Linked DNA regions of Homo sapiens: region 1 is linked to region 2. The links are chromatin loops, found by intact Hi-C in ENCODE. Cell type or tissue: gastrocnemius medialis. All regions are shown on one strand. Each heading gives the region's core, and the rest is flanking DNA. Links, peaks and the distances in the headings are about the cores only.

The links. Peaks named below come from ENCODE experiments on the same cell type or tissue, not always from the same donor. Only the 100,000 strongest peaks of a DNase experiment are listed, where the experiment ranks them.
Region 1: it touches region 2 in a loop (2.5-fold over the local background); 3 of 110 quality-filtered maps call a loop at or near these places.

What each region holds. Positions count from the first base shown.
Region 1 is chr7:2,244,415-2,249,304 of GRCh38, reverse strand. NUDT1 (nudix hydrolase 1) reads right to left here. Exons shown (of 4, transcript NM_002452.4): 2 at 4,579-4,742. The coding sequence starts at 4,730. Among named protein-coding and RNA genes, the nearest start is that of NUDT1, 4.6 kb to the right of the region's middle. RefSeq lists enhancers at 1-43, 3,300-3,349. In gastrocnemius medialis, for the core only: a CTCF peak has its summit at 1,976 (motif pointing left); no DNase peak of the experiment used is centred there.
Region 2 is chr7:2,552,715-2,558,296 of GRCh38, reverse strand. It overlaps BRAT1 (BRCA1 associated ATM activator 1), which reads left to right and starts at 2,773. Exons shown (of 14, transcript NM_152743.4): 1 at 2,773-2,810; 2 at 3,850-3,992. The coding sequence starts at 3,866. RefSeq lists an enhancer at 2,189-2,866 and a silencer at 2,779-3,018. In gastrocnemius medialis, for the core only: no CTCF peak of the experiment used is centred there; a DNase peak (open chromatin) is centred at 2,496; H3K4me3 peaks cover 1,985 bases; H3K27ac peaks cover 1,466 bases.

The DNA.
Region 1 (4,890 bases), core at 619-3,118, 310 kb after region 2:
ACAGGATGAAACCACAGGCTTCTATGATCTGTTTCCTGAAGGAGGAGCTCTGGTTTTAACTCTGGTCCCCAGGCTGACCACACGGGACACGTGGCCTGGGCCTCTTCCTGCGCCTTCTCGGGACATGCTCCCCACAGCTGTGCCTGGAGGAGGTGTAAGGGGCTGACTTCACCACGGGATGCCCAAGTGCTGCTGCGCCTGGGAACAAGCCCTTCCCTGCTTCGTGGCACACAGAGCCAGGTTTCCCCGAAGTAGTCTAACGCTGTTGCTAATTTAAAAATTACATATTTGTTATAGACAACCAGGAAACAAAACGCCATAAACTCATCACCCAGGAATGCTACCATTTCAGTGTTTTTCCTTTGGCTCTTTCTCCTCTGTTTTTCCCTTAAGAAATGCAAACATTAACCCTTAATAGCTTAAAGTTAAAAAATAAAAATGCAAACAGGTTGGGTGCAGGGTGGCTCATGCCTGTAATCCCAGCATTTTTGGAGGCCAAGGTGGGAGGATTGATTGCTTGAGCTCCGGAGTTTGAGACCAGCTTGGGCAATATGGCAAAACCCTGTTTCTACAAAAAGGACAGAAATTAGCTGGGCATGGTGGCACTCGCCTGTAGTCCCAGCTCCTCAGGAGACTGAGATGGGAGGAATGCTTGAGCCCAGGAGTTGGAGGCTGCAGTGAGCTGGGATTACTCCACTGCACTCCAGCCTGGGCAACCGAGCTAGACCCTGTCTTAAAAAAAAAAAAAAAAAAAAAAGCAAACATCATACACACTTTATACCTCGGGCTTTCCACGCAAGAAAGGAGGAGTGCATGACATTCCACACCTCAAGGAACCCAGCCGCCTTCTCAACTCCTGTTTGGTATGGAAGAATAAAACGTTCCAACTTCGGGTTATGGTGGAAACCCGTGTTGGGCACAGCGGTGCTGCTGACCTCCCGTTCTGAGCGTTTGCTTGCTGTGCTCAGTCGGGTTCTTGCTCAGTCCCTCAGCAGACACTTCTGAACACCCACTCTGTGCTGGGACCCTGGGGATGCACGGGCTGCAGCCGCTGGGCACCTCAGTCTCCTCCTCTTACCATGCCCGGCTAATTTTTCTGTGTGTGTGTTTTTCTGTAGAGACAGGGTCTTGCTATGTTGCCCAGGCTGGTCCTGAACTCCTGGGCTCAAGCGATCCTTCTGCTTTGGCCTCCCAAAGTGCTGGGATTTCAGGTGTGAGCCACCATGCCTGGTCTAAATGGTCTGATTTAAGCGATGCCTCCTCAGCTTAAACTGCAGGGACTGGAGAGGAAACGGACCTGGAATCAGCATTTATTCATACAGATGGCTAATTAAAGTTGGGCTTGAGCTACAAAGTGAACGTGTGCTTCTACTTGGGTATAAATGGCTCCCCAGTTAGATGCAATAGAAGTGCTCAGTGGGGCCTCACCCGCCTCTTGGCGGCCGGCTGTTGCTCGTCTTAAAAAGCGTCACCTCCCAGTGGGATATTGTGACTGATTTTAGTTAATCTTCCCTAGCACATGGCAGCGTAGGAAGCATCAAGAATCCGCCGGGAGACAGAGCTGAAGCTCCATTTCCCAGGCAGGGAGCGCCAGGCAGGCGAAGATGACGCTGTTCAGTTCTGCCCAAGTGTCTGCTCTGTCCATGGCACTCGGTTCCCCAGGCGGAACACGGGGAACAGGGTGAGAAATACATGAAACAAAAACACAGGGTGGTGCAGCGTCCGTGGCGTGGGGAGGTGGGAGTCGGAGGTTCCGGCGGGCCTGCTTCCCATCGCTGCTCCTGTGTCCCCGGCCTCGCTAGTCTTTGGGGACCAGGGATGCTGTCTAGAAAGGTCGGCTCACACTGTGCGCCTGAAGCCCAAATCTGCACACCCCCACAATTCAGTACTCCCTACGTGCCTGTCCCCTGCCCCACAGAGGAGGGTCTGAGTCCAGCCCTCTGGACTGGGGTTAGGCGCTCAGGCCTGCCCCCTGCAGGCAAGCGGGGAGGGTGCCTAAACCGGCTCTTGGCCTGGGAGTTAGGGCCCATCTTGGGGTCCTCCTGATAGAATAGGACTGGGTATTGCGTGGATAAAGCAGGAACCAGCCTCCCCAGAGACCGGGCTGCCGACGCTCCTCCCTGCCTCCCGCTCCTGAGCAGCACGGGCCTGGGGTTGCCCCAGGAGCAAATCCATTCAGACTCGCAGGTACTGAAGCCCAGGGCCGTGCTGGTGGCCTGTGGCTGATGGTACGTCATCCCCTGAGGGCGAGGCTGTTTGCTGCTGGGTTCCCGGGGCCCTGGGACCCCTAAGCACCAGCCTGTCTGGCTCCAGTGTCCCCCATTCCTCATGCTTGCAGATGCTCCCCAACGAAGGATTTTTTTCTTTCTTTCTTTAAGACAGGGTCTCGGCTGGGCACGGTGGCTCACGCCTGTAATCACAGCACTTTGGGAAGCCGAGGCGGGTGGATCCCGTGAGGTCAGGTGTTCAAGACCAGCCTGGCCAACATGGTGAAACCCCCGTCTCCAGGTTACACCCGAGGATGGAAGTCACAGGCTTCCGGCTCTGTGCCTCAGTTCCCCCCCTCAAACCCTGGTCTGACAGCAAGCCACCACTGTATTCAGCTTTGAGGGTCTGGAGTGATGGTCCCTCTGTTTGTGTAATATTTACAGAGGGTAGGAGGAAAGTTCCTTCGACCGTGACAAAGTTCAGAAGAAAATAAAGCAGGGCTGCCGAGGGGGCCTGTGCTTTGCTTGTCACCAGCAGGACGAGAAGCGGAAATCCAGCCACCTGGAGTTCCTCCATCCAGCCTCCTCAGCACCGCTGCCTGCTCCACTCACACCCACCACTTCTCTGCACAGCTGGCGCTCCTCCAGCCCTCTGTGCTTCTGCAAATGTCTCCTTCCTCCCTCCTTCCACACTCTCCCAGCCAACGTCAGGCCCTCAGAGCATTTTCCTGGTGCCCAGTTATTCTCCCTTCCTTTCTCCTGGAGGCCCCTGGCCACGAGGTATGGACCAGACCTCCTTCTGCAGGTCTCCTGAACCCGGCAGCCAGATGACACGAGAGCTCCACAGAGGCAGGGACTGACCTGTTCCTCCTCATGTCCCCAGGCCCCACACAGAGCAGCGCTACAGAAATCCATGAGCTGATGGGCAGTCTTAGCAGATCAAAGACAAAGGGCTGGGCAGAGAACCCCCGGGGCCACCTTTCCTGTTTCCTGTGCTGTGGTCGCTCTGCACACACTCCTGGCAGGGACACGCTGTATGCCCGACTCACACCCAGTGGTCCTCCTCCCCAGCTGCGGCCCCCAGCACAGAGCCTGTCGCACTGGCACCTGCCACAGTGACTGATCGAACGTGTCCGTGTGGCTGCGGTCTGGGGTCCCAAGCCTTGGAGGGGAAGCACACACAGGGCTCTCCAAACTGAGGGTTGGGACCCATGTACCCCGGGAAATCGGCTTAGTGGATTGCAATTGAAAAAAAAAAAAGGGTCAAGCCAGTGGCCCACACCTGCAATCTCAGCACTCTGGGAGGCCCGGGAGGGAGGATCGCTTGAGCCTGGGAGTTAATGAGACACCATCTCTACAAAGAATTAAAAAACGAACTGAGCGTGGTGGCATGTGCCTGTGGTCCCAGCTGTTCGTGAGGCTGAGGCAGGAGGATCGTTTGAGCCCAAGAGTTTGAGGCTGCAGTGAGCCAAGAGTGTGCCATGGGTGAGATCCCACCTCTGGAGAAAAAAAGAGAAATGAATCGGAAAAGTAGAGCCCCCTTTTATGTAATAAGGGCGGCTACTGCAACTTACTTTAGCTGTACCTGCACACCTGAGTGTGTACACTCTATCAGAGTACAAAACGTATTTCTTACTGCAGGTTGTGATGAAAAAATTGGAAAGCCACTAGGCTGCAGCGTCCTGGCTTTCCTCCGTGCCAGGACCCTCTTTACTCTGTAGTTCTCCTCTCCAGGCAAGCTGGCCTACCTTTCTCAGAACAAAAACACGAACGGGGGCTAACGTCTGTGCAGCGATGTTTACACAGATGATCTCATTTACCCTGTGAGGGTTGAGGGGCGTCTGGAGGACTGTGTGATCTTGGGTAAACGGCTCAACCTCTCTGGGCTTCAGTTCCTTCCTAGGTGAAGCTGGCTGTGTTGAGGATGCAGTGAGGCTTTGTGCACAGCGAGTGTGAGATGAAAGCGATCATCAGCTCCACTGAACAGACAGAGGAACCAAGTGACTGACGAGCCCTTCGGCAACAGTGAGGGTGCTGGGAGGGTTCAATTCAAGCTGCTGCACAGAGGCTTCCAGATACGCCCTGCAGCCCCCAGCACCACCGCACCACAACAGCTAACACGCACTCAGCACGCACCGCACACCGCGCACCGTTCTAAGTCCTTCGAGTTCATTTCCTCATTTTATCTTCACAAGAGTCCGAAGGGCTGCGGACTGTTCTTCATTCTGAGATGAAGACACTGAGGCTCACGCTTAACCCCCTGCTCCAGGTCACTTAGCTCTTAGTGGTGAAACCAAGGGTGTGGCCCTACAGCCCGAATCCCTGTGCCCTGGGAAAGCCGGTTCTATGGCCAGACCTGCCCCATCCTTACCTCCTAGCCCCATCCTCGATGGTCTCTCCTTCTTGCACTTTGCCCCCAAAGCCATTCCACCGGCCGGCCCCGAAGCCTCGCTTTTTCATGCCCAGGAGAACTCGCTGAGGCTGCAGGACCAGCACCAGGGTATAGAGCCTGGAGGCGCCCATGGTCCCTGGGTTCTGAAAGGAAGGTGAGAGGGCAGAGTCAGCCATGACGTGCGTGGAGGAAGCACGTGCCAGGGGCCAGGAGGAAGGGGACGTGCTCTGGGAGGCAGTGGGGGGCGGGGGGGTATGCTGTAACTCCCCAGCCCTGCCACGTGTGGCTTCC
Region 2 (5,582 bases), core at 1,435-3,934:
GGGGTGTACATGAGTGAGTTTCACTGAATAACTTCTTTTTTTTTTTTTTTTGACGGAGTCTTGCTCTGTGGCCCAGGCTGGAGTGCAGTGGTGCGATCTCCGCTCACTGCAACCTTTGCCTCCTGGGTTCAAGCGATTCTCCTGCCTCAGCTACCCGAGTAGCTGGGACTACAGGTGCGTGCCACCACGCCCAGCTAATTTTTGTATTTTTAGTAGAGACGGGTTTCACCACCTTGACAAGGATGGTCTCGCTCTCTTGATCTCGTGATCCGCCCGCCTCCACCTCCCAAAGTGCTGGGATTACAGGCGTGAGCCACTGCACCCGGCCCTGAATAACTATTAATACGTTTAATTATGGGGTGTGTGTCACACTCTGCTGTAATCTCATATTTAATGTACATGTGCCATGTCACATTTCTAAAATCTGAACAGTTCTGAATTCTGAAAAAACATTTGTCCCCAAAAGTTTGAGATAAGAAATTGTGGACCTGGGCCAGGCACGATGGTGGCTCACGCCTGTAATCCCAGCACTTTGGGAGTCTAGGGTGGGTGGATCACTTGAGGTCAGGAGTTTGAGACCAGCCTGACCAATATGGTGAAACTCTGTCTCTACTAAAAATACAAAAATTAGCCAGGGGTCGTGGGTGCCTGTAGTCTCAGCTACTCAGGAGGCTGAGACAGGAGAATTGCTTGAACCTGGGAGGTGGAGGTTGCAGTGAGCTGAGATCACACCACTGCACTCCAGCCTGGACATCAGAGCGAGACTCCACCTCAAAAAAAAAAAAAATTGTGGACCTGTGCAATACAATATTCAAATCTGGAGCCAGACTGCTTGGGTTCAAATCCAAACTGTGCCAATCCAGTAGCTGTAAGGCCTTATGAGTTAGCCTCTCTGTGCCTCATTTTCCTCATCTGATGGGCTGGTAGTGGTACTCTCCTACCGTTGCTGTAGAATCATACAAGTTTACAGTAAGTGAAGCACTTAGCACAGTGCTGTTGTTGAGTTTTCTTTACTCCACAATTACCTAACTGGGTGAATGTTAGTATCTCATTTCACAATGAGGAACCAAATTTCAGGGAAGATAACTGTGCATTTCAAACTTTTTCACACATGTAGTTCTAAGGATGTACGTGTGTGTGTGTGTGCAGGGGGCATGCAAGCGTCAGGGAAGTTGCTTTTCCAAGGTTACCCAGCACGGCTGGGCGCGTTGGCTCACGCTGGTAGTCCCAGCACTTTGGGAGGCCTAGGTGGGCGGATCACCTAAAGTCAGGAGTTCGAGACCAGCCTGGCCAACATGGTGAAACCCCGTCTCTACTAAAAATACAAAATTAGCTGGGCGTGGTGGCCCGCACCTGTAATCCCAGCTACTCGGGAGGCTGAGGCAGGAGAATCGCTTGAACCCAGGAGGTGGAGGTTGCAGTGAGTCAAGATTGAGCCATTGCACTCCAGTCTGGGCAAAAAGAGTGACACTCCGTCTCCATAAATAAATAAATAAAATAAAGGTGACCCAGCAAAGTCAGTGCTTTTAAATTTTTAAATTTTAATATCCATAGGAATTCTGCTTTGTTTCCTAAATCTGGTGTTGGCTCCCAACAATCTTGCTATAAAACAATGCTTTGGGAACATGAGCCTTGTCTATCCACTGGCTTTGAGACTCTCGAACACACAGTTAGTGTTTTGAACTCAATTTTTTGGACCTAGTTTTTCTGCCTGTTTGCTTTCTTAAAACACAGGGTCTTGCTCTGTTGCCCAGGCTGGAGTGCCGGGGCAGGATCATAGCTCACTGCAGCCTTGAACTTCTGGGCTCAAGCGATCCTCCCGCCTCAGCCTCTGGAGTAGCTGGGACCACAGGCGCATGCTACCAGGTCTGGCTGATTTTCTTTTTTTTTTTTTGAGACGGAGTCTCGCCCTGTAGCCCAGGCTGGAGTGCAGTGGCACCATCTTGGCTCACTGCAACTTCCGCCTCCCAGGTTCAAGAGATTCTCCTGCCTCAGTCTCCCGAGTACTTGGGATTACAGGCGCGCGCCTCCACGTCCGGCTAATTTTGATATCTTAGAGATACAAAAATTAGAGACGAGACGGGATTTCGCCATGTTGGCCAGGCTGGTCTCGAACTCCTGACCTCGTGATCCGCCCGCCTGGGCCTCCCAGAGCGCTGGGATTACAGGCGTGAGCCACCACGCCTGGCCTTTTTTTTTTTTTTTTTTTTTTTTTTTAAATTTTAAGAGATGGGGTCTCGCTTTGTTGCCTAGGCTGGTCTCAACTCCTGGCTTCAAGCAATCCTCCCAACTGCGCCTCCTAAAGGGCTGGAATTACAGGCATGAGCCACAGCGCGGCCGCGGAGGACTTAATTTGAGAACCTGAAGCTAAATGACCAAGGGCTTTGGTGCACGGATCAGGACGCTTCTCTCCGGCACATAGTTTTCTCGCTCCCGCCGGTGCAGACACTGGGCGCCCTGCAGGCGAAGCCCCGCCCCTCCGGACACAACCCCGCGCCTTCCTCAGAGATCCCCGCCCTCGAGACGCCCCGCCCACCCACCGGATGCTCGGCATGAACCACTAGGCGCCTGGCGGGGGTGATCTGTCGGAGCGACCGGCTTGGCGCCTGCCTGTCCCCAGCCCCTCTCAGCTTGAACTCCTTCCTTCAAGTCTGGGCCCTCGAGGCTTCCAGAGCGGCCTCCAGGGGTGCAGTCTCAGTTCCCCACGCCAGCCGTCTCCGTCCTCCGCCTCCTCCGGGCCTGGCAGGTGGCACTGTCCGGAGGCGGAGCCTTGGGCGAGGGGTGGTTGCGGCGGAGGACGCAACCGAGCGGTGAGGCGCGTGGGCCTTCGGGGGTCGAGGTCGTGGTAGTGGGGCGCGGGGAGGCCAAGACCCGGCCGAGGGGGGCGGGCGGGCCAGGGAGCAGCCCAGCCCGGGGCGTGCGCGACCTGGGCTCGCTTCCCAGCCCGACTGTGGCCGCCTGCTCTGGCGCCCCTTCTGGACTCTCGGGCCTGGCGCTCGCGGCCAAAACTGACTTCAAAGTGTGGGGAGGGTTCCTCTTCCCGGGACGCAGCCTTCCCGGGCATTGGCAGACGGTGCCCCGGTTAGACAGAGCCGCTGACCACCCCGCCCACCCCCGAGGCTGGACGCACGGATGCACACCTGGTCCTGGGAGAGACAGGCGCCCCTTCCTTTCCGCACCCCGCCGCCCCCCTCTCCCCCCCGCCGGCTTCAGATGCAGCCACCACTAATCCTGGGAGGGACAGACACACGGACAGGTGCCCCTTCCCCTCCTCACCCTCCTACTGGCTGCAGAACAGCAAATGCAGCCACCACTGACCCTGAGAGGGACAGACACACGGACAGGCGCCCCTTCCCCTCCGCACCCCCCTGCTGGCTTCAGGACGTCAAATGCAGCCACCACTTGACGCTGGGAGGGACAGAAACTTTCCAGCCCAGGCTGGCCCTGGGGCATGGGTAGACATCCCCTTGCACACATGGCTGACCCCGGAACTCAAAGATGCCCCTGACTCTGGCCCACCTGCAGCCTGGGCCAGCACCACGCTGTTGCCCCGACTGCACCAAAGACCAAGGGTGACAGACTTTGAGTTCCGGAGGCCTTGTGGTTTCAGCTAGACCCTCATCTGCCCCTTTCAGCCCCGCCACCAGCGCTCAGGGCCCCACCTAGACCAAAGCTTTGCATCCATCCCTGCAGTACAGACCTCTGGTCTGGGGATCATGGTTCTCCTGGTCTGAGATGAAAGTTCTGGGGCCCCTTCCCAGGCCTGAGCAGGCATGGTGGGCTGCTGTGACTAGAGCGAGCTGGGTCTGGAGTGGGCATTGAGGTTTGGCTCTCACATTGCCTTTGCAGGGCCTGCGGCCTCACCATGGACCCAGAATGCGCCCAGCTGCTCCCGGCTCTCTGTGCTGTTCTGGTAGATCCCAGGCAGCCGGTGGCAGATGACACCTGTTTGGAGAAGCTCCTGGACTGGTTTAAAACGGTCACTGAAGGAGGTAAGGAGGTGGTGCTGCTGTTTACTGCCTATCCAGAGACCAGACGCAGAGGCTGGGACAGGGAGCAGGGGCCAGATGGGGACTCCCCTGTCCTGGAGGAAGGGCAGAAACTGCCAATCAGATGTCTTTCCTTCACTTCCTAAGGATTATCTGTGGCAGACTGAGGGCAAGTTAAGATGAAGCCCGAGAGAATGATCTGGAGAGTTAGAGCCTGAAATTCAGCCAGTTGAGCCACGATCAGGGCACCCCAAGGTTCAGTTCTACAGAAGGCGTGAACAAACTTGTTTTATTGTTGTTCTCGTTGTATTTAGTGTGTTTAAGACATCAGATTTGTTTTCTTTCTGATTATGAAAGTAGGGGCCGGATGCAGTGGCTCATACCTGTAATCCCAGCACTTTGGGAGGCTGAGGCGAGCGGATTGCTTAAGTCCAGGAGTTCAAGACCAGCCTGGTCCAACATAGCGAGACGTCATCTCTAAAAAAAAAAAAAACAAAAATTAGCTGTGCCTGGTGGCGCACCTGTAGTCCCAGCTACTCTGGAGGCTGAGATGGGAGGATCCTTTGAGTCCGGGAGGTAGAGGTTGCAGTGAGCTATGATTGTGCCACTGCACCCTGACCTGGGTGATAGAGTGAGACCCTGTCTCAAAAAAAAAAAACAAAGTAATACATGTTCTTTAAAACATGAACAAAAGAGTAAAGAGGAAAATTAAACCATCAACGTTTTAATTTACTCCCAGCCTTTTCATAACACATAAAGCTGTATTTTTCTGGGGAAAAAAAAATGAGGTCATACTGTAAACACAATTTTGGTGTCTTGCTTTCTCTCTTGCTATCATAGTGAGTGTTTTCTCCACATAATATGTTAATGTTATTGACTACATGTTATTTGCTGTAGGAATAGACCATAATTAATTGAATCACTCCACTGTCAGATGTTTATATTTCTCATTTTTCATCATTTTAAGTAGTGTCATAGGTCAGGCGCGGTGACTCATGCTTGTAATCCCATCACTTTGGGAGGCCAAGGCGGGTAGGTCACTTGAAGTCAGGAGTTCGAAACCAGCCTGGCCAACATGGTGAGACCTCGTCTCTACTAAAAATAAAAAAATTAGCCGGGCATGGTGGCATGCGCCGTAATCCCAGCTACTTGGGAGACTGAGGGGGAGGATCGCTTGAACCCAGGAAGCGGAGGTTGCAGTGAGCCCAGATCGTGCCACTGCACTCCAGCGACAGAATGGACTCTGTCTCAAAAAAATAGTGTCAGTCGAGCGCGGTGGCTCAAGCCTGTAATCCCAGCACTTTGGGAGACCGAGGCAGGCAGATCACGAGGTCTGGAGATCAAGACCCTCCTGGCTAACATGGTGAAACCCCGTCTCTACTAAAAATACAAAAAAAAAAAAAATAGCCAGACGTGGTGGTGGGCGCCTGTAGTCCCAGTTACTTGGGAGGCTGGGCAGGAGAATGGCGTGAACACAGGAGGCAGAGCTTGCAGTGAGCCGAGATCACGCCACTGCACTGCAGCCTGGGCGACAGAGCGAGATTCCGTCTCAAAAAAAAAAAAATAGTGTCATAATGGCTTTCCTTTTACATA